Regions from separate parts of the Homo sapiens genome. Here region 2 is linked to region 1. A link is a contact called in ENCODE Hi-C or POLR2A ChIA-PET data. All regions are on one chromosome and are shown on one strand. The core of a region is the stretch at or near the end of the contact, and the rest is flanking DNA. Distances in the headings are between cores, read along the strand shown. Region 1 holds the start of RAD51B-AS1 (RAD51B antisense RNA 1). Region 2 holds the start of ACTN1 (actinin alpha 1).

Region 1 (5,791 bases), core at 340-2,839:
TCTCATGGCTCTCAGGAGCAGGACACAAGAGACGGTTATGCCCAAGCACAGAACACTCTTGGAAAGCCATCCTTTCCCTTCTGCTGACATTCTGACCCCCTCAAGGGTTGTCCATGGGGAACAGGCTTTCTGCACCCAATTGACCAAAAAATAACAGAAGCCTTCTCCTTAAGAAAGAGAGCAGGCCAGACACAGTGGCTCACGCCTATAATCCCAGTGCTTTGGGAGGCTGAGGTGGGAGAATTGCTTGAGCCCAGGAGTTCAAGACCAGCCTGGGCAACACAATGAGACCTCGTCTCTACAAAAAAACTTAAAAATTAGCCAGGCATGGTCTCAGCTACTCAGGAAGCTGAGGTGGGAGGATTGCTTGAGCCCAGGAGGCTGAGGCTGCAGTGAGCCGTGATCATGCCACTGCACTCCAACCTGGACAATAAAGCAAAAGATCCTGCCTCAAAAAAGAAGAAAGAGAACAGAGCCCTACAGAGAAGGAAGAAGGCAGGCACATTGTCACTTTTGCTCTCAAGCTCCCTGGATCTCTCCTAGAGGAGAGACCCCCAAACCTGCCTGCACTCCGCAGGAGCTGACTGGGGGAGGACCCTTTCCAGGGACACCTCCCTGGAGGTGCTCTAATATTTGGCTGCTTGGCCATTCTGGGCCAAGAAGACTCCTTCCCTAGCCCAGGACCATTAGTCTCCCTGATGATTGCTGCAGAAAGGCCCAATTTTCAGGGCCCTACCTAGCCCTTCAATACCTTTGAGCCACCCATCTTGTCTGAGCCAGAGTCCTAAAGCCAGTCCTGAGCTTCAAGACCCATGCTTGCCCTGGCCACTGCTTCCCCTGGGAGAGCTGCCTGGCTTCCTGCAGAGAGCTGGCCTGCAAGTTGGAAGGGCATATTCTCCTCCCGGCTCCCTGGCTAAATTGCTATAGAATTTCAGGTCACTCAAGTGAACTTTCTGTGACTATTTTTTCCTCCCTTCAAGATTTATCAACTATTAATTGGAGCCTCTAGATGCCTGCAATGTGGAGGTCCTGAGAATTCAATACAGAATAATACAAATGCAGTTCTTCCTGTGAAGCCTGGACAACCTTTCCCTTCCTTCCTTCCTTCTTTCCTTCCTTCCTTCCTTCCTTCCTTCCTTCCTTCCTTCTTTCTTGAGTTTCCTGATGCCAGCTCCTCAGATGGTGAGCCAGCGGTGGGAAGGTAGTGGTGGGGGTGATTATAAATACAATAAGAAATAAACCCACACACTGCAAAACTCCATGTTAATACTATTAATAGTATTTCCAAATTGCATACAGGTAGAAGACAGTTCCTTAGCAACATGATCGTAATGAGAATTCCACAAGGGCATCTGGAATTTACTCTGTCAGACATTCCAGCTTATCAGGAAATGAAAAGGACCAAGACTATCATATAATGTGCAAACTATGCTAATGCCTATCACTAGTGTATATCAGACCCCAGTTACAGGACTGACCCATGGGACTCCCCTTGTCTCAGCTTTAATCACATGAAGTACCTGAGGCCTGTTGTCCTCCTCGGGGCTCAATGCCTTCTTGCGGCCAGGTCCTTCGTATAATTCAAGAGTTGAAATCACTGTCAACACAGCCCTTTGACTAATGTTCCGGGGTGACAGGCCTGGCACGTGAACACATGAGTGATGCTATTATCCCCCAAATCACAGGTGAGTGAGGTCTCTGGAGATGTCCACCCCCACATGAATTTCCCTTTGTGGTAGCAGTAACATCTGAGTCACTAAGCATGGGGCCACAATTTAGGCTCACTCCCTCCCCTTCCTGTGCCCCAAAAGGGGGCTGAAGGCGGGTCCTCACAGCAGAAAAAGCTCCACTTCCTCCGAGCTCCAGACAGCACATCTCAGCTGTGTTGGGCCTTACAAGGCTGCGGTCAACAGGCACCCAGGTGATGAGGTCTTTCTCAGCCTGTTGTTCTCTTGTTAGCCCTTTGATGTTTCAAAGCTGACGAGGTCAGCATCTTCCAGGCTGCAGGAAACATGCCTGCCAGGTATACCTTTCAAGCAGCTGATTAATATGTCATGTGGTCTCTGGTCAGAGGAGAGTGTAAGGGCTGTTGAAATGACTCACCAGCTCAGCTCCCGTGTCTTTGGGAAACGCTACCCTGTCAGCAAGAGGCCTCCAGCTGAAAAGTAAAGACACAGATCTGAAAGGGTACAGTTCTAGCGTCCAACAAACTATTATACATCCTAAATGAAGTGAGAAATGGTAGGCTCTTCACCTGCCAGGGCCTGGCGGGGCCTGTGTCCCAGGACTGCTTAGGAATCCAAGCCTCGCACTGTTTATCCATTATACTGATGAGAAGCCTGTGAGACAGGGAGGCTTGCTGGGCCTCCAAAGTCCACTTGCTGGCTTGTTACTTGGCACCATCAGATCTACGCTAGGGATGGTGTAACTAGAGCCTTTGAGTGCATGAAAAGTCTGTGGCCTGACAAAGCACTTACTGACCAAGGAAAATCAACTTCAGGTGCAGCAGGAAAGGTCTGGTACCCAGAATGTCTGGGGTTTTGAGACACTGGAAAAGATTGCCTAATAATGTCATGGGCTCCCTTCCCTGGAAATAATCTGAAAATAGGATAAGTTCCCTCCAATCTTGGATGGGTCAACCTCGTCTTGAGGTAAGGAGACGGTTACATCAACCCATGGAGAGGGCCTGTCAGCAACTCTGAGTCTATTAGAGGGTATATTTTCAAACACAAAAAACTTTTTATCCTGGTAAAATATACCTAACGTAAAAGCTACCATTTTACCCATGTTTAAGTGTACAATTCAGTGGCATTAAGTACATTCACATCGTTGTATAAGCTTCCCCGTCATCTCTCTCCAGAACTTTTTCATCTTTCCAAACTGAAACTCTGTGCCCATTAAACACTGACTCCTCTTTCCCCTCCTCACAGCCCCTGGCAACTACCATTCTCCTTTTCATCTTTATGATTTTGACTACTCTAAGTACCTTGCATACGTGGAGTCACGCAGGGTTCTTGTGTGACGGGCTTGTTTCACTTAGCACAATGTCCTCAAGTTTCATCCATGTTGTAGCATGTGTCAAAATTTCATTCCTCTTGAAGGCTGAATACTATTCCATTGTGTGTGCATGTGCAGGTGCATGTGTGTGTGTGCGTGTGCAGGTGCATGCGTGCGTGTGTGTGTGTGTGTGTGCATGTAGCACGTTTTGTTCATCCATTCATCTGTGATGGACACTTGGTTGTTTCCGCCTTTTGGCTATTGTGGATAATGCTGCCGTGGACTTGGGGGTACAAATATCTGTCCCTCCTTTCAATACTATATCCAGAAGTGGAACTGCACAAAGAAAACTTTAAAGACAAAAGCATTGTGCCCCCAGAAGAAGGCATGTCGATGTCCTCACATCATGATTTCATATGGAGAAGAAACACCTAAAAAAAGTTGGGCGGGAGGCCGAGATGGGTGGATCACAAGGTCAGGAGATCGAGACCATCCCGGCTAACGCAGTGAAACCCCGTCTCTATTAAAAATACAAAAAAATTAGCCGGGCGTGGTGGCGGGCGCCTGTAGTCCCAGCTACTCGGGAGGCTGAGGCAGGAGAATGGCGTGAACCTGGGAGGCGGAGCTTGCAGTGAGCCGAGATCTCGCCACTGCACTCCAGCCTGGGCGACAGAGCGAGACTCCATCTCAACAACAACAAAAAAGAACGTTGGGCTACAGTAAGACTTGGTAAGAGGGACCAAGGAAGCATGGAAGAAGGAGCTGGTTGGTTCCCAGAGCAACCAGAGAAGGCTTCACAGAGATGAAATTGGAGCTGGATTCTGATGGGTAAGTAGGAGTTTGCCTGGTAGAAAAAAAAATAGAGAAGGGCAGGAAAAGAAACAGCCCTTTTCAAAAAAGAGGAGACCAAACATTGCATGCACATATCCTTTGACTCGGCAATTGCACTGGCAGGAATTCTGCTGTTATCCTCACACACATACGGCTCCAGGCATATGTCTAAGGATCCTCATAGCAGCAATGTCTGCAAGACTTAGTCACTGGGAGTGGCCTGTGGTCCCTCACTAGGACACTGCTGAAATAAACTATGGTACAGCCATACCGTGAATTCCCACACAACCATTAAAAAGAATGAAGGAGGGCCAGGTGCGGTGGCTCATGCCTGTAATCCCAGCACTCTGGGAGGCCGAGCGGGTGAATCACCTGAGGTCAGGCGTTTGAGACGAGCCTGGCCAACATGATGAAACCCCGTTTTTACTAAAAATACAAAAAATTAGCCGGGTATGGTGGCAGGCGCCTGTAGTCCCAGCTACTGGGGAGGCTGAGGCAGGAGAATCACTTGAACCCTGGAGACGGAGGTTGCCATGAGCAGAGAGAGCGCCATTGACCTCCAGCCTGGGTGACAAGAGTGAGACTCTGTCTCAAGAAAAAAAAAAAAAAAAAGCAAAGAATAGAGGCGATCTCCATGTGCTGATATGACAAGAATTCCAGACTTATTTTTAATTAAAAAAAGAAGATGTCACTGTATGCCCAAGTTATTTCCCTGGAAGGAAAGAACACACAAGAAACTCTTAATAGTCATTACCTTTGACAGGAGCAACTGTAACTTGAGGGGAGAGAAATTAAATTTTCGTGTTATGCTTTCTAATGTGTATGTATTGCGTTTAAAAACAAAGTTAACAAAGCTGCCAGGTTGATGAGATTACGGTCCACTTTTACATTCTTTGTGCTTTTTCTAATTTAAAATATTTTTTTAAAGAAAAGCAGCTATTTTTCTGGAATTGTTTAGTCCCAATGGCTCCTAAAGGCAGAGAGATGAGATGTTTACAGGGCCATCCTTTCGGAGTTTCTCTTACAGCTTCGCAAGGATTCCTTTCAAGACAGAATGGTATCCTCATCTCCTCGAGAGAAAAGTTTTGGGGCCAAACAAGAATTCGGCCAAAAGCTCGGGGCCAGGCATGTGTGGTGCCAGGGCAGTGCGGGGGTTCCCACAATGTCTGTCCAACTGTCCTGGGGACAGGACCCCTCTTCTGCACTTTTCTGTACCCCTCGTGGGGACTACGTCTCTGGGACAAAAACCCAGCTACACAGGGTTAACCCCTGCGTTTTGCTTCGCTGAGCATGGCTGAGGAGGAGGGGGTGCGGTGAGAGCAGAGGGGGCTCCATCCCGCCCCAGCTCCAGGCAGCATTAATAAAATGCAGGTGTTTTGTGTATGTATAGCTGCTTGAGGGAGGAGGGAGAAAGAGCCTTGACTGCAGCAGCGCATAGAAACAAGAGCCGAGTGCAGTAGAGGAAAATGTGCCTGCAAGTAATGAGAAAGCATTTTGCAAAGACAGCCTTGGCTTTAGGGTTGAGAAGAATGCAGCAGTTTCTGGCACAGGCCTACCCTGTAGCTCCCCCTGGGTGTGTGTGTATGTGTGCGTGTGTGTGTGTGTGTGTATCTGGACACAGGATCCTATGCATGCATGTGCACATACACACACCCCACCACCACCACAGATTTTTTTCCCAGCAACATCTCACACAACCTAAGTTTGACCCTCACTTGCTTTGACCAGGAGTTGGTTCTGACACTCCCTTCCCTCCCTGCCAACCGCCCTCCATCTTTTCTCTCCTGTCTTCCTCTCTGTGGACCCCACACCCTGCAATTCCTCCTTTCCCCCATCACTTCCTTCTCTCTGGGGCCTTGGGTTGACGGTATCTCCCCTTGGCCAGCCCCTTTTTCGTAATGCCACTTGGCTCTGCTTTCAAGCAGGCACCTTGTGAACCCGACTCCCACCCTCCTTTCCAAAG
Region 2 (5,791 bases), core at 1,778-4,277, 290 kb after region 1:
CACACTCACTCCCCTGCCTCCCTCTGGAACCATCAGCCTCTGTCCACTTGTGGACTCTGGTCCCACACAAACCCCGCCTCCCAGTCAGTAGAAAGAGTGTCAAAAGCAACACGTTTACCTTACGTCTTATCCCTCACCTGTAATACCACCTCCTTAATATCACCCTACTGAGAACTAGGCAGGCCAGAAATTCTGCAGACTGAGGCCCACGAAAGATAATCTAGAGAATTAACAGGAAACAAACAAACAAAAAATGTGGATCTGAATCTTCAGAGTCAGGCCCAGAGCTCCTTCTGCCATGGCCCCTCCATCAACCCCGCCCAAAGCACGTGTCGGCTCTCCTGGTTCCCAGATGCTCTGGCTCTGGCTGCGAGGCCCAGCTTTCCTGCCTCCCTTGCCAAGGAGGGACAAGTGAGGGGAAGCTGCCAGTCCCAAACATGGCTGCATCCCAGCCCCACCAAACACAGTCTGGACTTGGAGCTGGTTACTTCCCCTCTCTGGCCCTGGTTTCCTAGTCCTTGTTCGTGCCTGGCACATATCAGCAAATGCCAGTTCTTGGCACTGTTGAGTTTGCCTCCAGGATAACCCAGTTTCCCAGACCACCTCTTCCTACCTGGCTGCCCAAAGGCCTGGGGCACACCCACTGCCACCCAGGTCAGAGCCCTGGGAATCTATATTCTTCTCCCCACTGCGTTTAATATATTCATTCATTCAGAAATATTAAATACGATGTTCAGGCCGGTGCTCAGTGTCTGTCCCCTAGGAACTTGGTCTCACAGTCCTTTCAGGGGCCTAGTTCCTAGGCAGCTCTGTTACTCCTGCCCCTCCCAGGCACAAAGCAGGTGCTCCCTAAGCAGGGATTTCTCCTTCGATTCTAACCCCCAGGGAAGACCCCAATCCACCACCCTAATCTCACTTCTAATTTAAAATCCATTCTCAAGAAGGCTTCACCCTGAAATTATTAAAGAGCCTTCTGCCTGGTGCCCCATAGGGATCTCCAAATTACTCACTCACTTTTCAGTTCCACCCACAGCACCCATGGTCCCAGGAAATAAGCCAAGTGAGTGGGGGACTGTCTGCAGCCCCCAGTCTTCAGCTCTTACTAGGAAGATGACAGGAAGAGGGGGAGTTTAAGCAACTGGCACATTACAAAGAAGTCAGTTCGAAGTCAGGGGACCTTCCCATGTCCGATGTAGATGACCGATGTCGCTGTATAGGGCCCAGCCCTGCATAGGCCTTGGGCACCGCGGCCCAGGTCATCCTGCTTTGAGGAAGCCCATTGTGTGTGTTTTAGATTACCTCTGCCTGTCTGATGAAGTGAGTAAAAGGGCTCCGTTTCAGGGCCTAGGATTCCTGAGTGAGCTAATACAGGATGCCTTTGGCTGAAAAAAAAAACTTCAGTCGGCTCTATAAACTACCCCCCTTTTAAGTTTAAAAAAGGGAATGAATGTTACCATTTTTGGACATGAGCGTTCTCCCTCAAGCCCAGCCCTAACCGCACTATCCAAAGGGACGCGCCATCCTGTCCCCCCCCCACCCAAAACCCCATTCCCAGATCAGCCTGGGGGTGGGGAGGGTATGAAACGGGGAGGGACCGGATGGAAGTGGGCAGCCGGGAGGAGGGGGAGGGAAAGGGGTATTCAGGGTACGTGGCCGCCTGGGGGCACAGGCTCACCGCGCAGGCAGGAAGCAGCGGTAGGGTTGAGGCGCCCTCCCCCCACCACCACGAGTGGTTTCTGACCTCTTCCTGCCACTGGCCACTGTGCCCGGGTCCCATCGCCAGCTCCGAGCCCAGCTCCCGTGGCGGGGCGCGCACCCGGCACACCGCGCCTGCCTGGGATGCAGCTCCGTGGCTAAGTAGGGATCCCCAGTGACTGGCCCCAAATATCCCCTAAGACTGACCCTCGTTCTGCAGCCCCTCAACTCGAACCGAGCTGCCCACCTTTCCCGGGGGTCGGAGGGGCAGGACGTAGCGCAAGCCCATGTCGGGGTTACAGCTTCCAACCCACTGAGTTAAGCAATAAAACGGTCTGCTGTCCTGACCCCGCCCCCACAGGGCCCGCGGGGGAGCCCGCGTACGCCCCCCAGTTTTCTCGTCCCCAGCCGCACTCCAGCTGGTCCTTCTCCAGGCAGATCCGGAGGCGGCCGCCGATCTCTCCGGCGCTCTCCCCTCCGCCTAAGGGGCAGCAGGGTCCCGGGAGGCCCGCCGCTCAGGTTGAACCCAGGGCGGCCCAGGAAGCGGCGCTGCCACCGCACGCCATATGGAGAGGTGGCCAGGGGCGGAAGAAAAGGGAAAATCGATCCGGAGCAAGCAGCCCCGAGCCGGGGTCTCAGCCCCAGCCTGAAGACCACCGCCCCCGAGCACAGCCCACGCGGGGATGGTTGCAACAGCCGCAGGGTGGCCTGGACCACGGACCCCCAAGGAGACCTGCCCGCCAGCGGCGCCACCTCCCCGCGCTCCGGCCCGGCGTTCCCGGGCTCCGGGGCAGGGGCGCTCCCGCTTCCGCCAGGCGCCTGTAACCCAACACCCCACCTCGCAACGGCCGCACCGCCCCCGCCCCCTCCCGTGCGCGCCCGGAACCGGTTCAGAGCCCGGAGCCGAGAGCCCGGCAGGCAGAGCGGGTCGGGGCTGGGGGCTGGGGGCTGGGGGCTGCAGCGGGCGGGGGCGGCTGCTAACCTTTCTCTGCTGCTTCTCCCAGGCCGGGTCCAGGAGCAGGTCCCGGTCCCAGTCCTCTTCTGGCTGCATGTAATCGTTGGTTTGCTGAGAATCATAATGGTCCATGATGGTGCGCGCGTGCTAGGGTCTGGATTTCTTCCTCCACCTTCTCTCTGAGCAACGGCTGCTGCCCTGGCGTGGGGAGGGAGTAGGGCTGGGCTGGGCTGGGCTGGCGGGGCCGGGCTCGCTCCCCTGCGCCCGGTTCCGCCGCGGCGCTGCTGGCGAAGGCTGCTACTGGCGGCGACAGCGGCGGCTGGGCTCGCGGACTGCCTGCCTCTGGGCGGGCGCTTGGACCTAATCTCCACGCACACTGAACTAGGCGGACACACTAGCGCTGCGGGAGCCGAGGCGGGCGGGGGCGGGGGGAAGGGGCAGAGCCCTCCCGAGGCTCTCCATTGGCCAGGCCGAGTTGCCCAAACTTCCCCCCATCGCCTCTCATTGGGAATTCCTGGCATCCGTCAGCCGGGCTGCGGCGCATATAGGTGGACTGGGCGGCCCCCTCCCGGCGCGCACACCCCCGCCCACTCCCGCGGTGCCCGTTCCCCCGCGGCTCATGTGACGCCAGCTTAAGCTGAACGGGACCGAAGCCGGGAGACGCCTCCCCGAGCTCGGGGACTGAGTGGCAGCGCGCTTGGGAACCCCAGGAGCCGCCGGGATTGGACCCGTTCCCCGCCACCGTTATTGCGCTCCCACGCGCGCTCCAAACCCCGGGGTGGGAGGGGGCTGGAGAAAGGACGCGAGGAAACCCGAAGAACATTCATTTTCTCTTTCCCAGGGAACCTGGGTCTGGGCAGGTCGGCACCCTAGGAAAGGGGGCGGAGTGGGGCAATGGAAAGGAATTTCTTGGGAATTTCACGACTCCACCGCCGCCCCCCCCGGCCCCGCCCCACCCCACCCCACCCTACAAGGCGCGACCCGGCTGATCCCTGCCCTGCAGGAACCCGGTTTCTCGCCAGCGAACTGCTCTCAGAGGCTACCGAGCGTTCCCGCCTCGCCGCAGGAACTCTTCTAGCTCGCCCTCGGGCTCTGGGGACCGCTCCACAGCGGGGCCTCCCGGAATTCCCTGCCGGTCTCCGCGGGCACACTTGGCTGGCTGCTGCGACCAAAACTACCTTCGCGTGGCAGGGTCCTCCCTCCTCCTCACAGACACCCCGACATCACCCTCAAAACTGGAAGGGACAACCCCGAGTGATCTAGGTAAATCTACTCCGTACCCCCCTCCCACATACACACGCCTGACAGATGGGGAAACTGAGGCTCAAAGAGCCGAGCGCGGAAAGAGCTTCTGGACTTCACAGGCCAATCCGGTAACCTTATGCCTGACAAACAAAACCTTATTGTCATTGGAGGAGGATGGAGGGCGGGAGTGACTAAATAGCTCTAACTTCTGCTTGCCACCTGCCAGGACTCCTTTCCCTGGGCTTAGTAAGAGGAGAGTCTAAACGCGCTAATGCCCGGGAAGGAGCAGGCCTCGCGTTCTGGCAGGCTCCTCTATGGGATCCCGGTTCCGAAGAACAGTAGCAAATAAACCTCTCCTAGGTTATGCACTGTCTTGTGAACAACAGATGTGCCAGTCTTCCACCCCAGCACCCAGCACATAGTAGAGCTTAATTTATGGATTTGAGGCTGGCCACGGTGGCGGTGGCTCACACCTGTAATCCCAGCACTTTGAGAGGCTGAGGCGGGCAGATCGCTTGAGCCCAGGAGTTGGAGACCAGCCTGGCCAACGTGGCAAAACCCCGTCCTTACTAAAAATACAAAAATCAGCCGGGCATGGTGGTACACGCCTGTAGTCCCAGCTACTTGGGAAGCTGAGGCGGGAGACTCCCTTGAGCCTGGGAGGTCGAGGTTGCAGTGAGGTGCATTTTCACCATTGCACTCCGGCCTGGGTGACAAAACAAGACTGTCTCAAAATATATACATACATATATGCATTTGGCCCTTTATATCCACAGGCTTCAGAACCCGCAGATACCCAGGCTGACTGTGAGGGACTTGAGCATCCTCAGATTTTGGTATCCATGGGGATGCTGAAACCAATACCCTGCCAATACTAAGGGAGGACTGTATTTGTAGGATGAATGGCTGCATCAACTGCAAAAATTTAAATTTAAATTTAAATTTAAAATGCAAATATGTCAATTCAGAAGTGAGTGAAGGAGTTAGAAGAAGAAGTTCACTGACAGGAAGGGCCCTGAATTATGGGCTGGATTTTGTCCTCTACCTTCTCTCCAGGCGATGGTGGATACCTGAAAGCCACCCATGGAAAAGGTGAAGAAAGTGCCCCCTGGTTCTCAGAAGAGCCACTGCTGCTGTTGTGAGCAGATATCGGATGGTGTCTCTGGCTGCATCATTCGTCAACCACACATATTCATATGAGTGTTACCCTCCAGCACTGTGCCTTCCAAAAGCCCCTGGCTGAGGAAGCACTGCTTCTGAGCCACAGAGACAGCTGATTTATGGACCATTTTATCACCGCTTCTAAACTGTGGCTCTAAACCTAACACAGAGGGTAATGGTAGTGCTGTATCCATTCATTCACCCAATAAATATTTGCTGAGCACCATCTGCATATCAGGGAATGTACTAGATGTATACAGAGATGAAAAAGCCATAGTCCCTGTCGCACACAGCCCAGCAGACAGACACAGAAACAAAAATATGATGTCATGAGTTAGACGCAAGGAGAGAGATCTGACAAGTGTACTGTTGGAACAGATGAGGGGCACTGAACCCCGTGGGAAAGGAGGCTCCAGGCTTAACTTTTTGGAGGAGGTGAAACTTAAGTGAACGTTAAAGAATGAGAGTCAGCCAGATAAAGAGTGTGGGAAGTTACTCCAGAAGGAAGGACCAGCACAAGCTAATGCACAAGGACAGGAAACTGCATGGTATACAAAGGAATGTCTAGCATCTCAACGTGGCTGGACTAGAAATCCAAGGCCGGGAGGGGCAAGAGACGGGGCTAGAGAGGTGCAAAGCAGCCAGACCATGAAGGCCTCATGTGCCAGGTGGAGTGTGGATCTAAGGGGAGCAAGGCTGGCTGGAAGCTTTGACACCAGTTGCAAAGCTGTTGCA

Evidence for each region. Hi-C counts contacts between places; a loop is a spot of excess contacts on that map. ChIA-PET counts read pairs that join two places held with the same protein, here RNA polymerase II (POLR2A). Pooled maps may share reads with other maps.
Region 2: a pooled map shows a loop between it and region 1 (7-fold over the local background). The contact joins the promoter of ACTN1 here to the promoter of RAD51B-AS1 in region 1. A Hi-C loop is called at or near these places in 5 of 50 pooled maps. POLR2A ChIA-PET finds 5 or more read pairs at or near these places in 3 of 52 experiments (BJ, GM12878 and PC-3).

Annotation. Positions count from the first base shown.
Region 1 is chr14:68,683,851-68,689,641 of GRCh38, forward strand. RAD51B-AS1 (RAD51B antisense RNA 1) reads right to left here and starts at 1,590. Exons shown (of 4, transcript XR_007064220.1): 1 at 1,521-1,590. RefSeq lists enhancers at 1-294, 1,878-1,927.
Region 2 is chr14:68,976,275-68,982,065 of GRCh38, forward strand. It overlaps ACTN1 (actinin alpha 1), which reads right to left and starts at 3,028. Exons shown (of 22, transcript NM_001130004.2): 1 at 2,678-3,028. The coding sequence starts at 2,782. ACTN1-DT (ACTN1 divergent transcript) reads left to right here and starts at 3,408. Exons shown (of 4, transcript NR_073422.1): 1 at 3,408-3,510; 2 at 3,654-3,913. RefSeq lists enhancers at 1,896-2,895, 2,896-3,894 and a silencer at 3,036-3,085.